Linked DNA regions of Mus musculus: region 2 is linked to region 1. A link is a loop called in an ENCODE intact Hi-C map of the cell type or tissue named here. Cell type or tissue: gastrocnemius. All regions are shown on one strand.

What was found. A loop is a pair of places that touch in the nucleus more often than their neighbours do. Peaks named below come from ENCODE experiments on the same cell type or tissue, not always from the same donor. Only the 100,000 strongest peaks of a DNase experiment are listed, where the experiment ranks them.
Region 2: a loop joins it to region 1, with 4 times the contacts of the local background. A loop is called at or near these places in 10 of 42 quality-filtered maps.

The regions. Positions count from the first base shown.
Region 1 is chr15:57,597,093-57,605,092 of GRCm38, reverse strand. It overlaps Gm35682 (a long non-coding RNA gene), which reads left to right. Exons shown (of 4, transcript XR_384108.2): 2 at 3,061-3,108; 3 at 4,817-5,003. Among named protein-coding and RNA genes, the nearest start is that of Gm35771, 22 kb to the right of the region's middle. In gastrocnemius, a CTCF peak has its summit at 4,367 (motif pointing left); DNase peaks (open chromatin) are centred at 1,893 and 4,334; H3K4me3 peaks cover 224 bases.
Region 2 is chr15:57,874,058-57,882,057 of GRCm38, reverse strand. It overlaps Derl1 (Der1-like domain family, member 1), which reads left to right. Exons shown (of 8, transcript NM_024207.4): 3 at 1,994-2,058; 4 at 2,983-3,009; 5 at 3,478-3,573; 6 at 4,588-4,640; 7 at 6,451-6,561. Among named protein-coding and RNA genes, the nearest start is that of Derl1, 14 kb to the left of the region's middle. In gastrocnemius, a CTCF peak has its summit at 3,662 (motif pointing right); a DNase peak (open chromatin) is centred at 3,677; H3K27ac peaks cover 630 bases.

The sequences.
Region 1 (8,000 bases):
CAGAGATATATGCCAGCTGGAGAGATGCCTGATGTTACTGCAGCCTTGTGTCCATGTTCCCTTTTCTCCTTTGGGTGAATTAGATGCTTCTGCATGCCACCATTCTACAGAGTCACATATCCCTGGAGGGCCAGGGTCATGCATTTCTCATCCCTGGATCTCAAGAGGACTATTTATGGGTCTATAAGGATCCTATGACTGGCTGGGACCCTGGTATCAGAGATGGGAATCAGAAGTGCACTTCCTACTCCTACCTTTCTCTCTCCCTTATCATGGCCTCTGAATGTTGAGTTGTTTCTGCTGAGGATGCTTTATGGTTATTTTGTCATCCAAGAAGAGAGTCTCAATGAGGCATTTCTTAGATAGAGTTAATCTGTGGTTGTACTTGTGAGGCATTTAAAAAAAAGGGGGGGGGGTCAATACCAACCCTGAATGTTGGTGGCACCATTTCATAGGGTGAGCCCAGAACTGAATAGAGTATAAAAAGCTATTTGAGCAAGTTAGCATGCGTTGATTTATCCTCTGTGTGCTCTTTGATGTGATATGAAAAGCTACCTTGAGTCCCTGCCTTGATTTCCCTGTAACTTGGAATTGTAAGCCAAATAAACCAGCCCTCCCCCAGGTTGCTTTGTCATAGCAACAGGAACAAAACCAGAAGAGATGCTCTCTTGTTGATTCTGGGAGAGACTCCCTGTCAGGGGTGGCTGTTCTCCTAATGCAAGAGACAATTGGAGCAATCATTGGGAAGACTGCTATCTATAAGAATATCCAAAAGAAACAGGATTCATGTGGTTTGTTTCCATCTGACTTGGTCCTCATAGGTTCATGGTTTAAATGCTTGTTAGTTAGCTGGCAGCACTGTTTTTTTGGAGTGAAGAAACTTTGGAAGGTGGGACTTGGCTGAGGGAAGTGGGTTATTAAGAAAAAGACTTCATACATTACACCTGTCTGTTTTCTGCTGTTCTTGTCTGTCTGTCTGTCTGTCACTGTCATGTGATGCATGAGGAATCTCCACCGAGCTGCAAGCTTCTGCCATCAGGAACTAGGATGGGTTGAAACCCTGAGTCAAAATAAATCTTTCTCAACCTGTTTTTGTAAGAAGGTATTTTGGTCCCTGGGACACAAAAGTAAGGGACACAGGCAGATAAAGTTCCTAGTTACTACACTATAAAAAGGAAACAGAAACTTGCAAAGTCAATTTTGATAAATTTGGTTGAGTGTAACCAAGACATCCAAGATGTTATTATTTTTGTACATATTACCTGAAGAAACCTTGTGAATGAGATATTCTGCATGTTTACATGAAACGCCCAGACTATTCTGTGAATTTTACTGACATTTCAACTGGACAACATATTTTTATAAAAAATTAATTGGTATTTCAGGTTGATAAAACTTAGAGCTGAAAAACATACAAATTCATTCTCCCCCCATTTTGTTTCAGACAGACGTCAAGTTTTCCAATAGCTGTATTTTATGTTGTAAAATTTTACATCGAATTGAATTAAAATAAAGTTTCAGTTTCTCAGTAATACTAGACACTTTTGTGAGCAGCACACAGGCAAGTTTTGCTGGGGACATAAGTAGGACACACACAACTGAACCAGCAACCAAGCACAGTGCCTGGTGTGTGTGTGTGTGTGTGTGTGTGTGTGTGTGTGTGTGAGAGAGAGTGTGTGTGTGTGTATTCTTCTCTATGAGTGAGGACGGCACCCCTCATCTATTCTTACCATGTCCAAATACACAACATTCACTTACTACTTGCAAGGTTTTGGATGCTGAAGACAGGTGACATTCCTTAGAGAATGCTATCTTAAAACTGCCAATGGAAACAGCCTCTCCCCCTGCTGTTATGGGGGTACCATTGCCAGCTGGTGGAGTGGTGGGCACACCTGCTATGGGAAGTCTGTTTCCCTCTGGTCCCCCTTTGCCCTTCAGGAGGCTTTTGTGGAGGCAGTGTGGAGATGAGATAATGGCTGAAGGCCTGGGAAGGGCTGCAGGCCAGGGTTTTTCACTTTGGTGTGTGAATGGGTGAGTGCAGAGGAGAATTTTAGCGAAGGGACAATTATTTAATAATGTCTGTAGTTTCCAAAGTTGAACAAAAGTTATTTTACCCTAGACTTCATTCACCAACATATATTCCGTAAGAGTCTGCAATCATCACATTCAGAAATTTCTCCTACATGAAATGATATATGTAATTATATATGTACATACAACTTTCCACTTTCTCAAATAGATATACATGTATTTGTAAATTACATGCCAAATTCCTTCACTAGCCTCTTCTAAAAGTGTTTATAAAGGAAAAGCAGTAATATACACAGTTAAAAAAAAAACCCAACAACAAACCAAGCCACATCAAAATCACAAGTCCCCGTTCTTCCCTTGGGTATATTTTCCATGTGTTTAAAGCACTCGGCATCTACTAGCTGTTGAGTAAATTTTTCTTGTTGTGCATGGATGTTGAAGCTCAAGCAAAACCTAATAGCATCGGACACACAATTAAAGATGCAGCCATGTGAGGGGTGGGGCCATTGGACCATGGGGGTGGGCTGAGCAATATTTGTTTGAAACTAGATTGCTTTAACTATTATTTAATTTACTGTATGTAGTACTTAGAAAGTTTCTCTGTACTGTGTTACTCTGGAATCTTCTAGAAGTAAATTGGATGCAGTAGGGCAAGGAGGAATTGAATTTCATATAAGGATAGTGTAAGGGTAGAATATTGGTCGAGACAGATGTGTCCTACGAAAAGGAGGTGTGTGTGTATGCGCTCGCGCGCTCGCACATGCTTTGTTTTGTCCTGTGTGGTCAGACCGAATGAAATTCAACCAATAATCAGGCTAGTGGATTGAAATAAAGAAATGCAACCCTTATTTTCAAGGGGCTTTCTTTGGGGATGAGCATGTAGCCATGTGGTGAGACGACAGTACAGCCAGGCAGGGCACATTTCTTTTTCTCTTCTGGTCTGGATTGTGTATGTGGTCTTCTCCTGGGAGTATGATGAGGTTCTTCTAATAAATTCCACAAGGACACTGTTCTTTGATGTCTTTGCAGAGCCTGGAGAAGATCTTGCTTCTGGCCTTTTGAGTCCACTTAAGACAAGTAAGTATCTTTTTGGATGAGCTCGGTTTATGCTATGCAGCTTAGCACAGGCACAGCCCTAACTCAGGACAAATGAATTTTTGGATTTGAGTGGGTCAACTCTCTCTCTCTCTCTCTCTCTCTCTCTCTCTCTCTCTCTCTCTCACACACACACACACACACACACACAGTTTTCTCTGTCTCCAGCTCATTATCTCAGGATACTCTATGAGACAAAAGACATGGTTCTGTGTCTGAAACTGTCTCTGCTCTTCAGGCAGACTCATCTAGTCTAGAGGAGGAGGGAGCTATCTTCATTCCTAATTGAGGCTGTGGGGTCCAGGGAAGAGACCTGATTGACTGGTCTAGAGACATACTTCCTGAACAACCTTTCTCGCATCATGGACCAAGATTTGGCCAGAGCTGTGTAGCTGTCAATCAAGCTCTACTGAATGAAAATGAGGGGCATATTTCTAAAAGGGCAGAGGGAGAAAAAAAAGTAGGAAAAGGCAGACAGGCAGATGAAAATAGCCAATGAGTCCAGTGTGCACTGAAGGATCAGACATGTAGAGAGTAGAGGCCAGGGGACCACAGGGGGATTGCCACCTCTTCTGAGAAGCCTTTTCTAGGAGCTGGATTTGGCTTCTAACCTCCTTGACATGTTCTCTGTAGCTCATGACATGTGTATTCCCATTTGCCTCATCATGGAAGCTTTGAAGGTGAATGTCTTTCTGCTACACCCTGTTTCCTTCCTTCTGGTCATTGACACGGACTTACTGTCTGGATGAAGAAATGAAGAAGCAGGAGAGATAAAGACATAGAGAATGAAAGTCACAGGGAATAATACCCGTGGTTTGCTTGGAACCCCGAACGTGTAACGAAAAGCTCAGTGAACCCCAAAATGTTCGATGATGGCAGGACCTTGTTTTAGGCTGAACTTTTGTGATGGGAAGCAGAGAGCCATGGGAAGATTTTGATCAGGGCTGCTGGCCTCCGGAACGAACAAACAAACGAACAAACAAACGTGTTCCTCCAACCCTCGGCTACTTTATATCTATTTTCCATTCTGTTTTTTCCATGGTTCTTGGGCCGGCACTTCATATGCCTTGGGTTCCTTTGGCCTACGTTCCCCACGTCTGTATCTTTCACCAACTTTTACATCTTTACAAGCTGATTCCGGGCTCCTCAGTGCAGAGGGTGAGGGCGGATTGACCTTTGTGGTGCCAAGTGGGTATGGGGCTAGGTCCACCGGAGCAGCTCTTGGCTGCCCTCTTCTGGACTTTGATGGATACAGCATTGATACATCTTTGTGACATGAAGATTGTATACTTACATATTATTCAGGGGTTTTAATTATAAATCAAACAGATTTGTAGTTTAAATACTTGTCATCACTTTTTATTTAACCAGGTGATATTTTGTATATCCCACAGATATAGTTTTCATTAAAGAAATCTAAGCATTACATAAATGTAAAAAATGCTTGTTTTATTAACTTGTTTATCTCTTTCTTTCCTTCGTTTGAATTGAACTAGCTTTTATCTTAGTTGGAAGGCTGTTGGCAAAGTAGTGTGTTTGAACTTTCTCCTTAATGGACATCTTCTCCAATAAGGCCCAGCCTTGTGCCTTCATTGACGTACAGAAACTGTTAAGTGCATTTTTAGTATTTATGGAAGATTCTCTGTGATGCCGATTAGTGATTTTGATAACAGGTAATTGCTATTTCCAGGGAACTCTGGACTGTCACATGGATCAGAAACTTCCCTGAGACTTGCTGATGCCAATAAAGGATGGACACACATCTTCACTGAACAACTGACTGGAGTCTTGGCTTCACTAGAGATGACAGGATTACCTGCTTCTGAATAACTTGTTTTCTATAGGCCAGCATCTAACTTAACTGCCTTTGCATCTTGGTGAGCAGATACCTGCTTCCTTAGATCCCGCAGTCTTCTCATGGTACCAAGACTGCCTCTTGCTTTCCTGGGTCCATGTGTTAAAGACTTCCCATCTCACCCCACACATTCAAATCCAGACCATCTTTCTCGACCTTTCCAGACCTCCTTTGCAGAGGTTCATTCCCTGCATCATGTTCTATCTTTCTTCTCAACAATATTTCTGTGCTTTCACAAAAGTTACCGGCATCATTTTATAACTTTAACTTTTTTGGTAACATGGTATTTATAAATTTGGACTGCCATCTAACTTTATAGATGTTCATGCCCCATATGTTTCCTAGAATAATAAGATTTTAGTGCCAGGAACTATATCATATACTTGTTTTTTTTTTTTTTTCAGTTTCCAGAATGTTGACTGTCTATTGCTGTATTCAATATATGAGCAGCAAATGCTGTTGATTGATGGGCTGCTATGTCAATTGCTTCTCCTATCTCTAATTAGTATACTTGACTGATAAATTATTTACAAAAGACAGATTGGTACAGGCCATCATTAACACTTCCCTGAAATATTTTCATGCCTTTAGATGCTTCGCAGAATAGATCATCCAAATGGCTCTCTGTGTGTGTATGTGTGCACAATGCAGAGGGAGTCACAGTAAAATCAATCTTTTAATTTCTTGTGGATGCAGGATCATTTCAAACTTCATTCCATATTTTTTTAAACCAAAGTTTTACATGTAGTAACTTTCAGGATCAAACAATTTCGAAAGTCCAGTTGAAAACCACCATACTCCCAGCCCGCATGATTCCCTGTTTCCTAGAACGAGCAGACTCAACACTTTTCATTGGTTATTTTGACATGACCTTTGTGATACTGTTAAGTGTACGGATAACTTTAAGCAGTATATTTCAGCTCCAATTATGACAGCTATTGCACATTTGCTGATCATCCCCACATTGGCACAGTCATTATTCCACTTGTAATCTGCTCAGGCTAATGTTTACTGAATGCAATATCCCATCTACATGGACTCTATTCAGAGCCAAAGCACCATTACTTCTGTTGTTGTGAATGGCATCAGGATAACTTGGAGTTGGTAACCACTTTGATTTCTGTCATTAATTCATCCCAAACTGCTTAATAGTTTAACCCTCTCCTTAGCGCATTAGTTCACATCAGGCATGCTATTGTGTCATTGGGTCATCCATCCTGTGCCCATCTGAGCTGTTCTCCCCTGCACTATTTTTTCCCCTTCTTACCTGTAGTCTGACTTCACGACTATACTCAAACCCCCTTTCCCTGCATCCCTGGGACTCCCTTCTTCACTATCAGATTGATATTCTTATTTCAAAGCTTCCTCACATTCTTTTTCTAGGTTCACCTTATAATTTTAGAAAGGTGACCTTTTGGTTGTACCAATAAAACACCTGTGATTGCATATTGTGTTATTTTAAAAAAAGAGGCAGAGGTATTCACCCCAATTCTAGAGGTTCAGGAACACAGGTGCCAGTAGCTTCTTGGCCTCTTGGCTATGGCACTGCATAGTGGATGGCATTATAATGTCAACATGTATGAGGAGAAACCATACGGCTATATGACATTATAATGTCAACATGTATGAGGAGAAACCATACGGCTATATAGAAGGCTAGACTGGACTGAATAGTGTCTGCACTTTTGAAAAAGCTTTTATTATTATTATTATTTTAAAAACAACTCACCATTACCAGAACCTAGATGAATATTATTAATTACTTCTGAGAGCCATCTCCCGTCAGTGATCTCTGGTAGTTCCTACCAGATCTTATCCATTAAAAGTTCTACCACCTCACACATTGCTGCTCCAGGGACCAAAATGACCGTCAGCTTTTACGGGACAAAAGAGATTCAAGCCATAGCAAGACCCTCCACACATGAAATACTCTTCTTCCACCTCATGTTTAGGTAATGTTTTCTATATCCATAGACCCTTTCTACAGATACCCAGGGCTGTTTTCATCTGCAGCGGTTCACGTCTAGAATAGCTATGGGGAGATCCAGACTCACCTTGAATCTGAAGAGTTCTTTTTGAAATGTTCAGTATTGTATCTTTAACTTGATATTGTCTTCGAAATTAGAGGTGATTATCCCTAACATGCACTTGCTCTGTTGTTATGAACATTTTTCTTTTTTTTATTGGATATTTTCTTCATTTACATTTCAAATGCAATCCCAAAAGTCCCCTATACCCTCCCCTTGCCCTGCTCCCCTAACCACTCACTCCCACTTCTTGACCCAGTACTGGGTCATATAAAGTTTGCTAGACGAAGGGGCCTCTCTTCCCTATGATGGCCAGTTAGGCCATCTTCTGCTACATATGTAGCTAGAGACAGGAGTTCTGGGGGTACTGATTAGTACATACTGTTGTTCCACCTATAGGGTTGCAGACCCCTTCAGCTCGTAGGTACTTTCTCTAGCTCCTACATTGGGGGCCCTGTGTTCCATCCTATAGATGACTGTGAGCATCCACTTCTGTATTTGCCAGGCACTGGCAAAGCCTCACAGGAGACAGCTATATCAGGGTCCTTTCAGCAAAATCTTGCTGGTGTATGCAATAGTGTCTGCGTTTGGTGGCTGATTATGGGATGGACCCCCCGGGTGGGGCAGTCTCTGGATAGTCCATCCTTTTGTCTTAGCTCTAAACTTTGTCTCTGCAACTCCTTCTATGGATATTTTATTCCCTATTCTAGGAAGGAATGAGGTATCCACTAGTTGGTCTTCCTGCTTGATTTTCTTGTGTTTTGGAAGTTGCATCTTGGGTATTCTAGGTTTCTGGGCTAATATCCACTTATCAGTGAGTGCATATCAAGTGACTTCTTTTGTGATTGGGTTACTTCACTCAGGATGATATCCTCCAGATACATCCATTTGCCCAAGAATTAACATTTAATGTGTCCTTCTAGTTTAGAAACTCAAGCCCATCAGTATTGGGAAGAAACTTCTAGATTCTTCCTGACCTCTTTCTTTAACCT
Region 2 (8,000 bases), 280 kb before region 1:
ACCATACCAGAGCCCTCCTGAAGTGTACCAGGGCTCTCCTGCCTCCCAGAACCTTTGGGTTTCACTCTCCCTTGTTCAGTTCTTGGTGGTAGTGCTGAGTAGAGCAGTGAGGAGCAGTCGCTTAGCATTCTGCTCTTCCATTTCGTCTAAGTGATGATGAAGTTGTTGGAGTAGCTCTTACTTTAAACACCAGTGTAGTACATACTGGGTGAAGTGTGGCTGATCCGTGACAAGCTGTGAGCTTTTCCTATGGAAAATGTAAACATATACAGGGTCTTCTTAGAGAAAAAGACCAGTGAACCTTTTTCTTCTTACTGAGAAAAATTCATCTCACATCACATTTTAACCTTTTGTGAGCCTATGATTCAGTGTTTTTTTTTAACGCTTTTGTAACCATCACAGCAATTTAATTTCACAATGTTTTCATTAGCACCCCTGTAGTAGACCCAAAGTACCCCTCCCCCAGCTCCTGGCTATTACCAGTCTACTTCCTGTGTGGATTTGCCTGTGTGGGCCATGTTTAATGTAGTTTGTGACCAGCTTCTTTAACTCAGTGTTGGCTTTGTTAGTGCAGACTCCTGTTACAATTCACTCATATTGTGGTATATGTTGGTGTGAGTCTCCTTGACTGTCGTCCCCCCATCATATCTGGTTTTGTCTGTATCAGCGCTCTTGCCTTGGTTATTTGAAGCAGAATGTCACATATAATTCTCTTTCACTCATTGCTACCCAGCATAGCTCTGAAGTCAGGCCTTAAGGACTCTTTCTGATGTGGAGCTAGATCTGATATAATTGTGAGATTCTCTGGCCACCTTCTGCTCTTGTTTATCTGTGTTTTTGAGTCCATTTACCCACTTTATTAACTTGGTCAGATAACGTAAGCTGCTGTAATATTTTGTGTATGAAAAACAGGCAAGAGAACCTGCCGTGCTAGATGACTGGTTGGTTTTGTTTGCTTTTATCTTTAGAAGTTGCTTCCCTTTATTTCCAGTCAGAGCGCTCTGGAATGTTGAAACTGAGAGGCACTTTTGAAACAGTTTCTTTGAGATAAAAAGTTGCTCTCTTTATCTGTGGGTTCTGTGTCATGAGTCAGCTGCCTGAAACATTTGGAATAGCTGGAAAATAAGTCTACTGAACTTGTACAGTTTCCTCCTTGTCATTACTTATTAAACAACACATTGTAGCAACTGGTGGTACACAATTTACATTGTAAAAGGGACCATAGGGAATGTGATCTATCTTACAGTATAGGTCAGAATATCTAGGTTCTATGCAAATATTATACCATTTTATCTAAGGATTGTGGATATTTGTAGGTTTTAGTATACAGGGAAGCTCTCAGCTCCCATCTTCCATGGATTCCAGTGGAGGATGTTAATCTTACATCCCATCTAGCTTCCTCATTTGAGTTTAAATTCAGTTAATACGTTTGTAGAATTGTGCAGCCATTATCATAATCCATTTACAACATTTCTTTGCCTCTAAAGTCTATATCTGTTAGTATTGCCCATTTCCTTCAATCCATCTTCCATGCAAGCCATAGGAAACTTCTGTTCCCTTTCTGCTTTTTAGAGTCGCCTGTACTAGTAATTTCTTGTAATAATTGTGATAGGATCATACCATCTGTGATCTTTTGTGACTGTTTCTTTTACTTAGTGTCATTTTAAGGTTCTCCTACGTAGCATGTAGATGTAGTTCATCCCTCATTGTTGTCAGTTATATAGATAATGTTGATGGGCCCTTGGTTTAATCCATTTCGTGGCTGCCGTGACTAGTGCTGCTGTGAGCATTGCCGTAGAGAGGAGTCGTCCACGCTATCCTGCTTAGTCCTCTGTTTTGCAGATAGGTGCTCCTATGTCCCAAAGGTCACACTTTTTGTTTTAAAGAAGTGATGTTAAATGTCTTCAGTATTATTTTTAAAGTATTTTTCTCTGTAGAGGCTACTTTGTTCCCCAGTTCTAAAGCCTGATGTTTGCCTTGTGTTTGTTTCCAGGAGCTTTTGACGGGAGGCCAGCAGACTATTTATTCATGCTTCTCTTTAACTGGATCTGCATCGTTGTATCCTTCAGGGCTGCTCAGGCCATAATGAACTCCCTACTTCCCTTTTAAGGTTTTGGGAAATAGTATTCTAAAAACGATTTAAATCAGTTTTGATACCTTTTAAAAACTATAGTTAATAATGAGAATATCAGGTTCTGTCTTTGAAGCCAGGGTAAATCCCATGTTTTGGAGATGCCTTCTCTCACTGGAGTCTCTGGGATTTTTATCCATATTCAGTGGAATTTTATTGCTGTCTCCTTGAGCCCAGTTCTCTGTGTTCCCTGGGATGACAGTTTGTTGACTGAAGCACAGATATTCCATGCCAGCCACAAGACAGCTTTCTGGTTCTTTCCAGAAATTAATTTACAGCCAGCATCATTTCATGACTTCGTTGCTGTCCATCTTTTGGTCCTAAATAACAATCTAGTCCATAAAGCACCCCCCTCTGGGCATGGTCTATCTCTGTGTGAGGCACTATTGATAAGCAAACAGTTGGACCTGACGACTGTTTAAAGTTGATCAAGAGCCAGAAACATAAAGGCCTGGAATACTCCCTCTCCTTTAAGAGAATGGAGAAAAAAAAAAAAAAAAAAAAAAGCTGTCCCTGAGTGTAAGCATTTGTTTCAAATGCACAGATCTGTCTATCCTGTAGTTGAATGCTAAATAGTAAAATAGTAGTAGGGTGTAGAAGAAGATACCAGGTGAGCAGGTCATGGTGAGGCTGTTCATTTCCATGTCTCCTGCTCTACTGACTGTACTGGCGAGTGGATATTTCTGCAGTGATCAGAACTTTTGTGTGTTCCTATATCTTGAGTAATCTGATAGTTAGAAAGTGTTTTCCTTTGGAACAGTGTAGTGACGTTCACTGGAGAGAAATGAGCAGCTCAGCCTTGGTATCTATAGAATACTTTCTGCATATGATCCTTGACTTTACAAACCAAGATTACTGGCTTAGCAATGGATATGCAGGTAAGACTTTCAACTATTTGCCCTTCTGTATGTTTCAGAAGTTGGGATTACATTGAATGCATAGAATGAGAACTGATTATACTGTTAGCTAAGCCTTTGAGGCTCTTGTAGGCATATCTAACCATTGGCTTCCTTGTTCATTTCTGGCTTATGCTTGAATGCTCAGAGTAATGGTTATGCAGTATTTCCTGGGTGTGTGTGGGGTTATGTATTCATTGAAAATAGATTAGATAGTTAAGGAAAATATTTTTTTCCTTCAAATAACAGCTTGAACTGATGTTTCTGAGTTCATGTATTGATCATAGATTTTTATGGCATTCATTGTATGATAAATAATGCGGTTAGTTTGTGATTGTGACATTAGGGTTTCCTGTGCAGTTTGGGAGGTGGGCAGGATAGGCAGGCAGTCACATTAAGCCTTGTTTCGTGCCTGTGGCGCTGAGCTTCCTGTCCTGACTTCCTTTGCAGCTGCTGATGATCCCTCTGATCATGTCAGTGCTCTACGTCTGGGCCCAGCTGAACAGAGACCTGATCGTGTCGTTCTGGTTCGGAACGCGATTTAAGGTAGTTTACCTCTGAGGAATATATAGCTCAGTGGAACTTAGTCTGTGGTAATCTTGCCTGAGCTCAGATGTGTACCTTCTGACACTTCCAGAAGGGGTCGCTGCAGAGTAGTGTACCACAGGCAGGCGTCTGCCTCCCCCTCCTCAGTCCTGCTCCTAGCATCCCAGCATCCCTTGCTGTTGTTACTTCCAAACCCTCTAAGCCTCTTCAGGGATATGCCCCTCAGTGATCGTGTGTGTGTGTGTGTGTGTGTGTGTGTGTGTGTGTGTGTGTGTGTGTGTGTGTGTGTGTGTGTGTGGAGAGAGAGAGGGGTCGAGCACACAAGAGGGATTACAAGAGAGACAACATGCAGAAACCCGCGATTTCTAATCTTTTTGTCACTCCTGCACTTCCTATTAGGTGCCACATACTGTACCTAGAATAGCACCCCCTATGTTCCTGGAGTTTGCTGTTTTCTACCTGTAACGACGACCTGTAATTATAGAACTGAATGTTGCTTGAGCTCCTGGCTGGAGTTAGACTTGTCTAGTCTGCGGGCTACTACTTACCCCAGTTAGACTCATAACTATTTTTAAGCTCCCTTTTACTAGTTTCTGAAGTTCCATTGAAGTTCACTCAGCTTAAGTTTGGTCTAGGGTGTCAGATCTGGAACCCTAATATCTTGTTGGGAGACTGTTAGTTCAGGACATTCACACACAATGTTAGATAAAAATTCAAGTTAATTACTTATAACAATCGCTTTTGAAGTCTTCCAGTGGTTCTGTTTGGGGTGTTTTTACTGTCATCCATAAGATACTTGTTAGTTTCCTTGTGAATATTAACTTAGTAGGACAAATAAGTTTAGTTTTAGATAGGAAGATGTAAGTGCAGTAGGGCCGGCCTTAGATTTGAGAAATTTTGTAGTGACCTAGTGATTTCTGTAAAGCCCTGGTCACTACTTTCTCCCCATTTTCAGTTCCCCAGGTGCCATGTGTTTTCAGACTCGGCTGTTCACATCTGTGTCCTCTTTCCTAGGCCTGTTACTTACCTTGGGTTATCCTTGGATTCAACTATATCATTGGAGGCTCGTAAGTAATGTTAGATTTATTTATCTGGAGACTAATCCTTGGGAAACTTGATTCATTTTTATTTTCCTTTCTTAGGCTTTTAAAGACTTTAAAGACTGAGTGTTGATATGTTAGAACCTTAGAGAGAAAGGTGTTTGGATATAATTGGTTGCACTACAGGATGTAAGCACCTTTGACATTGGATGGCTATCATTTTGTTAGCTTGTCACTAGACACATTGTGTTTCTAGACCTATTTGTTTGAATAAATATATGCCTGTCTGGATTCAGTATCCATACTGGGCAAATACAGAACTTACTTGCCTTGGTTTGTCTTCGGATCTTATCTGGAAGATTACTGCTTGTTTTCAGACACTCCCAGAATGCCTTGGAAATGGCTACTGCCATAGAAATGGAGATTTCTAGATGAGAAGTACCTCTGTACATGGTTTGATGGTGTAGAACTTTGTTAGGCAGGGTCAAATTTCTCCTCCGTTGGTCTGGAGTTGGTACTGAGATGTAGGAAACCCTTTCATGTTTCCAGTCTTAAGTTTAGAGAGGGACCTTTTAGAAGGAGCTGTCTGGGGAGACCACACAGTGGTTAAGAGCAGAGATTGCTCTTGCAGAGGATCTAAGTTTGGTTCCCAGCACGCATGGTGGGCAGCGCACAACTGCCTGTAACCTTAGCTCCAGGGGTCTCTGATATCTCCAGCCCCTCTGTGCTTGTGCCCATGCTGTGTATACACATAGGCATGCACAACAGTTACAGATATGTATTTTAAATCTTTAAGAATGAGAAGAGCCTTCCTCTGCATGATAGGTGGCACACACCTTTAATTGCAGCACTTGGGAAGCAGAGGCAGGTGGGCCAGCCAGGGTTACATAGCTAAACCCTATCTCGAATAAACCAAACCCAAAACAAAACCCAAGGTAGAGATTTTAAGAGCTCTCATTTCTTTCTTACCAATTTTTCAAGAGTTAGTAGATTGCAAAAGTCCTAACCCTTCTTAGAGCCTGATGTATTGGAGCTAGATGGTCCTTACTACTCCTGTGTATTTCCAGAGAGAAGTGAGTGGCCTGAAGAGAAGGACATTGTAGAGCTTAGCACCTTTTGACATTGGTCAGCCTCTCTCGGCTCCCCTACTACTCGGGCAGAGTGTGGGAAGTTGCAGGTGTTCGTTTGCTCCGGCAAGAATCACGTGGGTAAAGATGGAAGAAGGATATGTAAATAGCAGCCGTGGCTGCTGCAGGTGCCTGTGTGAGCCTGGGAGACCTGAAGAGTCAGTACTGACTTTAGGATGCAGGGCAAGGCTCAGCAGTCCTAAGTGATCTCTGTGTGTCTCATCTCACTGACAGCGATGCAAGAGAGATGCAAACCACAGCTCCAGAAATGTGGGAGCAGTGGTTGCTGTCCATCTTCCTCCCTCCCATGCTCTTCTCTTGGTAGTCTGCGTATTTGTCTGTTTTACAAACATCGTGTGTGTAGGCAAGAGCTCAGAAACTCACTCGCGTTGCGCCTGCCCCACCTCCTGAGACATACTGGAATAAAACTAATGTTTTGAGGATGGACTGGGGTCTTGGAAGAGATGTATGTCAGAGGTGCTTTGGGCCTGGAAGCTGTGGGCCTCATTCGTTCTTCAGCCCTGATTTCCCTCTCCCTCAGAATACGTTTGTCCCTCACTATAAAAGGGCCCATTGTAGAGCTGTCGCCGACTCCCGGGGACGGTAATGGACGACAGTGAACACGACTCTTTCCCATGCTCTTGGCTCCAGCTTGCTGCAGCTCACTGTGTTGCCTGGGTGTCTTTGCACTGACTTGCCTCTCTTTGCAGGGTGATCAATGAGCTCATTGGAAACCTTGTCGGCCATCTTTATTTCTTCCTGATGTTCAGATACCCAATGGACTTGGGAGGAAGGAATTTTCTGTCCACACCTCAGTTTTTGTAAGTTTTCTCTTCTCTTGTTGAACATTGTGTTGTCCTGTGGTTTCAGGTATCCCAACAGGAGACATTTTCATGAGGAGACACTTCACTGCCCTCTCTAAGCGAGAAAGAAATTCGAGCCAATAAAGTTCTTACTGTGGTCACAGTCAGGAAACCAGGGATTCATGCCACAGCTTAGTCCCTTTCATAACATCTGGGTAAAGATCACTGACTGGGTTAAGCCGTTACAAAGATCACCTATGCTGAGCAGGTCGAGTTATTTGGTGCTACTTTAGAGTGCCAACAGTAGGCTGGGGGACAAGTGTCATAAAGGATAACACTGCTTTTTTTTTTTTTTTCTTGAAACATTGGTTTCACCCATGATGTTGACTGAGAAGTTAGCTCATTATTTGCTGTTTTTAAAATGTGTTTTTATTTGTTCTTGTTTTAGGGACAGGGTCCCTGCTATATAGCTCAGGCTTACCTTAAACCCTCTATCCTCCTGCCTCAGTCTTCCAAGTGCTAGAACCATCGGTGTGCCACCCCCTGCCTGGTTTAAACTTTCATATAGTAAATGCTATAGACTAGAACTTTTGTAGATTGTTTAAAGTTTGAACGAGAGACTTGAGATTTCCGACTCCTTGGAAGCAGGTGCTTGGTCGTTCTCTTTTTTAGAGTGAATTAAGTAGAAGAGGCCAAGGGCAAGAACTCCGGATCAGATGCCATTCCCTTTGTGTGCTGTTTTTGATACTGGGGAAGTTACTTATTAAAACCTCCAATTTTTGGTTCATAAGTCTGAGTTGAAAGGCTGTCCCTTTCTCATAGGACTGGGTAGAGCAAGACTCATTATTGGAAGCATAATGGTGGGTAGTGGGTTAATGACATAGTACTGGGTTCTGGGTTAATAAAAGCCCTGTGCCTGATGTCTCCGGGAGGGCTGGTGGCTGAGAAGAGATGCTCAAACACTGGAGTGTGTAAGTAGCATGACCCTTCTGTCAGTGAAGCAAAAGGCTTGAAATCGGGACCAGTCAAATCACCTTATGAGTGTCCCAGCCTGCCTGACAGTCACACCTAATCCCACGAGGGAGATGGTATAATGTCTTGCATCTAAGAGTTTAAAAGACGGGACCCCTTTGAATCAAGATGTTTCTTTAATGTCTGCAGTTCTCTTTCTTTTCAAGGAGTAGGTGAGGGCAGAAACACTTTTAGCAGTCCCCTTCCGCCCCAGCTCTGTGCAGGTTAGGGTGTGTTTGTAGAAGACATTTGATTGCGAACTATAATCAGAAAACTCCAGTGGCTTGTTTGTTTTTAAAAGAGAGTAAAATGAAATTTGTTTCTCTTTGTGCCTCGGGTTGCTTTCAGGCTGAAAAATAAATGACCAGTGTGTTTTCTAATTACCAAAGGACACAGTAGCCGCAGGTTGGGATTTTTGTTCTAGATTTATCAAGTAGGCTGGCAGA